Linked DNA regions of Homo sapiens: region 1 is linked to region 2. The links are chromatin loops, found by intact Hi-C in ENCODE. Cell type or tissue: dorsolateral prefrontal cortex. All regions are shown on one strand. Links, peaks and the distances in the headings refer to the core of each region. The heading gives the core; the rest is flanking DNA.

Region 1 (2,920 bases), core at 171-2,670, 73 kb after region 2:
CACTATTGACAGTAACCAAGATACGGAAATAATCTAAGTGTCCATCAGCAGATGAATAGTTAAAGGAAATGTGATGTGTATGTATACAAACACATATATATGTATACACACACACACACATACGAATATAATATGGTTCAGCTGTGTTACCACCCAAATTTCATCTTGAACTGCAGCTCCCATAATTCTCATGGTGTTGTGAGAGGGACCCAGTGGGAGGTAAATGAATTATGGGGACGGGTCTTTCCCGCGCTGTTCTGGTGATGTAAGTCATGCGAGAACTCATGGTTTTATAAAGGGGATTTCCCCTGCACATGCTTTCTTGTCCATGTAAGACTTGCCTTTGCTCCTCATTTGCCTTCTGCCATGATTGTGAGGCTTCCCCAGCCATGTGGAACTGTGAGTTCATTAAACCTCTGTCCTTTATAAATGACCTAGTCTCGGGTATGTCTTCATTAGCAGCATGAGACTGGACTAATACTGTATATAGACACACATATACACAATGAAATGTTATTCAGCCTTAAAATAAGAAGGTCGTTTGTGACAACATTGATGACCCTGGAGGACATTATGCTGAGTGAAATTAGCCAGATACAGAAAGAACGATACTGCATCAACTCACTTCTATGCAGAATGTTAAAATGTTGAGCACATAGAAGCTGAGAGTAGAACAGTGGTTACCAGGGGCTGGGAGAAGGGCAAAATGAGAAGATATTTGTCAAAGGGTACAACATTTCAGTTATGCAGGATGAGTAAGTCTACAGATCTAACGTACGGCACGGTGACTGTAGTGAATAATATTGTATTGTATCCTGGAAACTCGTTAAAAGAGCAAATTTCAGGCCGTGCATGGTGGCTCACACCTGTAATCCCAGCACTTTGGGAGGCCAAGGTGGTGAATCACGAGGTCAGGAGTTCAAGACCACCTGGCCAACAGCGTGAAATCCCATCTCTACTAAAAATACAAAAATTAGCCGGGTGTAATCCCAGCTACTTGGAAGGCTGAGGCAGGAGAATTTCTCGAACCCGGGAGGCTGAGGCAGGAGAATTGCTTGAGCCTGGGAGGCGGAGTTTGCAGTGACCCAAGATCATGCCACTGCACCCTAGCATGGGCAACAGCGCAAGACTCCATTTCAAAAAAATAAAAAAGAAAAAAAAAAGAGTAGATTTCAAGGGCTCTTACCAAAAATAAATAAATAAATTAGGAGATAGATAAGTTAATTTGCTTAATAGTAATTATTTTACTATGTATATGTCTATCAAAACACCATATTGTACATTGTTGAAAAATCTGATTCACTATTTTTCTTGAAGATCATGACGTTGTTATCCTTCGCTTCTGCACATTACCCCTGTACAAGGTCAGAAGACTGAGACAGGCCACAATTGCTCTGCCTTAGGTCTGAAATAACAAACCTTGCACTATACAGCATCCCTTCTGCCTTATTTCATCTGTAGTTATACTTCACCGAGAGCCATAACTTACATTCCTCTGCCAGATAAGTGTCTTAGAGCCATTCTTTATCATCAGTAGCACCAACCCCCAGATCCCAACTGAGAAGGGCAAGAAAACTTGCACAACTAAAGCCACTTATCATAACACAGATGGGACGTGGGCTGGTGCCGATGACAAACGGCCCCTGCACAGTACACCGTGAGTGTGTGTGTGTTTGCTTCCTTCAGAAAGAGTTGTCTCCTTCTCCCACTTTATCGTGGGAGAAGTCCTTTATATCCTGTTGGGGTACAAAGCTGCCCTAATATAGATGCTAATCCATATTTTTAAAAATCTTGCATTGCAAATATTCCAAAAGTGAGTCTGAAATGCTTATCCCCGGCTGCACATTTGAATCATCTGAGAAGTTTGTGTTAGTTTGTTTTGTTTTTAAGATATACTTACAGCTGGGTCTCATCCCAGAAAACTTGAGTCACTATTTCTGGGGTTAGGTCCTGAGCATTAGCACTTTGTTTCAGCTCTTGAGGTTACTCCATTGAGCAGCCAGGGTGGTAAGGTATGAAATAGACCAAATCAAAACAAACAAACAAACAAACAAACAAACAAACTGAGGTTTAGGTTTAGGTAGCTGGAGTTTATAGGCATGGCGCATAGGTCAGAGCCTCAATTTTCTAGCTAAATGTCAATGTTTCCCACTTATTTTATTGCCACAAACAAATAATTGTGCATTACAAGGTGGCACTCCGGAGTAGCTCTGGTCTTTGGACTCGGTGGTCTCTCCGGCCCACCCTACTTCCCAAAGTTATAGAGATGGCCAAGTCGAGGGTGCCTGGCTCAGAAGGCCCGGAGCTACATCCTTCATGGAGCATCTCCAGATGCTGCAGAGGGGAGGGAGGCTGGGCCTTGGCCACATTATTCGTGGAGCATCTCCATGTGCTGTGAAAGGGAGGGTGGTCCCAGAAAGGCAAGCACAGAAGCCAATGTCTCAGCTTTAAACATCAGTGGCCACCACAAAAGGTGTCTGATTCTTGGGCAGTAGCACTTCAGAGAAAGCTCCTCCTCCTTTTGTGGGAGTCTGTGGTTTCTTTGTCCCTCCCACTTCTGGCATGGAAGCCAACTCTGCTACCTGAATTATCAACCCCAATATGGCCACGTGTTTTCCAGGAGGCTTTGCGTGTGGTCAGATAGAGATGCCAGCTGCTCCATAACTCCTGACCATCACATGCTTGACTTAGAGAGCAAGAAGGAGAGAGAAAGACAGGGAGAATTAGGCACATAAACTTATATTTATGAATTTACAAGAAAAACATGCAAAAACTTTTATGCTACCACCCAGCTCAATTATGCCAGAAATATGACCTACTTTAATTTCTATAAGTATCTTTGTTCAGATAGAGATAGCTATCCTCTTAGGGGTCTCTATTTTCCATATCTATTTAGAGTCCCCTAAAGGGATATAACAAT
Region 2 (2,920 bases), core at 160-2,659:
TGAGGGGTTGAGGTGGATCACCCCTCATCCATCCCGGGTCACTGATACAGGAGACAGGGGATGAAGCAGGTAGGAGGGTGAGGAGGAAGAGAAGTGCTGGGGACCCCGAGCTTTACTTGTAGTGATCACTGAGGGCATCATGGAGCTGCCTGGCAGAATCGAGACAGAAATTGTCTCTCCAGAGGGGAGTTGCATTCTGAAGTTAGAACAGAAGCCAAACATTGGATCTAATCAGGTACTCCTAGAAAAGTCAAGTTTTTGTGTTTGTTTTCCTAAAGATGAAACACTTTATGGGGTCCCCACCCAGTGGGGGACAGGGCAGAAGCAGTGTTACCAAAACACCAGGGGTTTGGTCTGGGTCCTGCTGCTCACATCACAGAAAGCCAATCACTGAGACGACAGTTATTGCCAAGGAAGAAGGCTTTAATCAGAAGATGTATACAATTTGAAGAGAAACCAGAGTATAGAGGAAGGCTTTAATCAGGTGCTGTAGCCAAGGAGATGGGAGATCAGTCTGAAATCCATCTCCCTGACTGAATCCTATTAGGGGTTTACATAGCAGAAATGTAGCTACATGCAGGTAAACAGGACTGATGGAAGGGGAAGGAAAAGGAATTGATCCACAGGAAGCAGGTGGTGGGTTAGGCAGTCGCGGTGGGCGAGGGCTCTGGTGTCTCATTATGCAGATGCTGAGACGTGGTGAGTTTCAGTTCCTTGATACTCTCTGGGAGGCCTGATGGTTGGTTTCCTCAGCAAGGAACTCAGATAGGAAAAATGTAACTTTCTCAACTTTCAAGACTAGGAGGGTCCACTTCTATGTTTATTCAAAGGAAACCATAAACATCAGTTCTGTGGGACTATTGGGTCTGTTTCAGTAGCAGGTGGATTACATCGAAGCCCCTGAATATAAAGCAGTTGGTTAACTATGCACAAGAATCACAGGCCGTGATGTGGGGTGTGGCAGTCAAACCAACCAAGACAGCAGGAATGATCTCTTTCCTCCCTCCACATCAACTCAGCCCAATGGGCATGGAGGTTCAAAGTCCTGTTCTAGTATGCTTTCTCTCTCCTTCTCTCTCTCAGTTAAAATGGCCCTGGTTACATATGTTTAATCATAGGATTCTCTGATGTGTTCCCAGAGCTCAGGGAAGAGTCTAAATGGTATCTTATCTACGGAGTGTTCTGCAAAAACTCTTGGAAGGGATACAGTTATCCAAAGGGATCAAACCAGCAGTAATGATGGTCACAGACCTTCGCAAGCCTTAACAAGCTTCAGCCTCGCAGACCTTAGCAAGGCCACTTCCCCAGGGGATGTAAAATCCATGCCAAGTGCCTGAGTCTCTGGCCTTGCAAGTCTTTCTAGTCTACAGTGCTTAAAGCCACTACATGCAGTTTTTCCCCGTGTTCATCTTCCAGTTACAGATTGGTTGTTCAAGAAGAAAAGTGAGATCATTTACCAAAATGGAAATAAGACAGAAAAAGCCTGGCAGCGGCCCCTCCTGGCTGCCCACTCTGCCCTCACCTCCCTGGGCTACACCCACATGCTCTCCAGGAGAGCACAGCGTGTCCAGGAGCCCACAGTTCCTGGGATAATTGCCATGCAGAGGCCCTGGCTGCTGGGCCTTTCTGAGAAGTTATTAAAAAAGAGAACACTTTGCTGGCTTCTGGGTTCAGATGGTTTATGTCAATTACATTATCTTCAGAGGAAAGAAAAGGTAATTTCACTTCAGTTTTCTGGCTTTACTGTGCTTTGATGAGTTCCAGAAATAACAGAGTCAGAACCCAAGTCTGTTAACGACTTTCAGAGACTCTCCCACGTGGCACCAAGTCCTGTCTCAGCCACCACCCACATCACTGAGTGAATGTGGGATTAACCTTCCCTGTGAGAATTTTGCTTGTTAATTTCCTGAGCCTAGGACATAAATTATTTGTATGTGAATTTAATCTTTTTTTAAAAACAGGATGAAACAAACAAAAACAAATCAAAAGGCACCTTTAGCACATGGCTCTATTCACAGCAGGAAAAATCTCCCCTAGAATGTTCACCTTGCTCTTCTCCAGTCACCTTCCAGGAACACGACCATATCTTCCCCACACGACTCCTGCTCTTCTTTCTCGCCTCGACTTTAATATCATGTCTTTATTTTTAATAGTTTCTTAAAGTTTTATTGAGGCATAATTGACAAAATTGTATGCATATAAGGTGTGCAATGCGTATTTTGGTAGATGGATATATCATGAAACCATCACCACCATCAAGCTCATTCACATCACCTGGCAAAGTTACCATTTTTATGTGTGTGTGCTACTAAGACTTAAGATATATTCTTGCAAATTTCAAGTCTACAGTACGTTATTATCAACTACAGTCACCTTGCTGTATGTTAGGTGTCCAGAACTGAGACATTGTATTCTTTGACAAATATTTTTCCATTTCTCACTCTCCACCTGCTCCTGGAAACCACCATTTTACTCTCTAACTACCATAGAATTCAGCAATCCCACTACTGAATACTTATCCCCCTAAAAATAAAATCAGCATCTCTCATGTCCATTGCAGCTTTATTCTCAATAACCAAGGTACAGATTCAATCTAAATGTCAGTGGACAGATGGACCAATAGATAAAATTATATATATATATATGTGTGTGTGTGTGTGTGTGTGTGTGTAGTGTGTTTATACATATATATATACACACACATAATATGTTACATGGCAATTTATATGTGAAGGTCTATTAGTTAAAATTAGAGTCAGCGGCTTGAATAAGATAAAAGTTCTCTCTCTCTGTTAATAAAGCAATTTTTTTTAAAAAAAATTATTTTTATTTTTTTGAGACAGAGTCTCGCTTTGTCACCCAGGCTGCAGTGCAGTGGTGCCATCTCAGCTCTCTGCAACCTCCGCCTCTGGGGTTCAAG

What was found. Hi-C counts contacts between places; a loop is a spot of excess contacts. Peaks named below come from ENCODE experiments on the same cell type or tissue, not always from the same donor. Only the 100,000 strongest peaks of a DNase experiment are listed, where the experiment ranks them.
Region 1: a loop joins it to region 2, with 4 times the contacts of the local background. A loop is called at or near these places in 1 of 110 quality-filtered maps.

The regions. Positions count from the first base shown.
Region 1 is chr12:127,749,269-127,752,188 of GRCh38, reverse strand. No RefSeq gene overlaps it. Among named protein-coding and RNA genes, the nearest start is that of LINC02411, 110 kb to the right of the region's middle. In dorsolateral prefrontal cortex, for the core only: no CTCF peak of the experiment used is centred there; a DNase peak (open chromatin) is centred at 1,618; H3K27ac peaks cover 972 bases.
Region 2 is chr12:127,821,765-127,824,684 of GRCh38, reverse strand. No RefSeq gene overlaps it. Among named protein-coding and RNA genes, the nearest start is that of LINC02393, 58 kb to the left of the region's middle. In dorsolateral prefrontal cortex, for the core only: no CTCF peak of the experiment used is centred there; DNase peaks (open chromatin) are centred at 1,494 and 1,820; H3K27ac peaks cover 2,475 bases.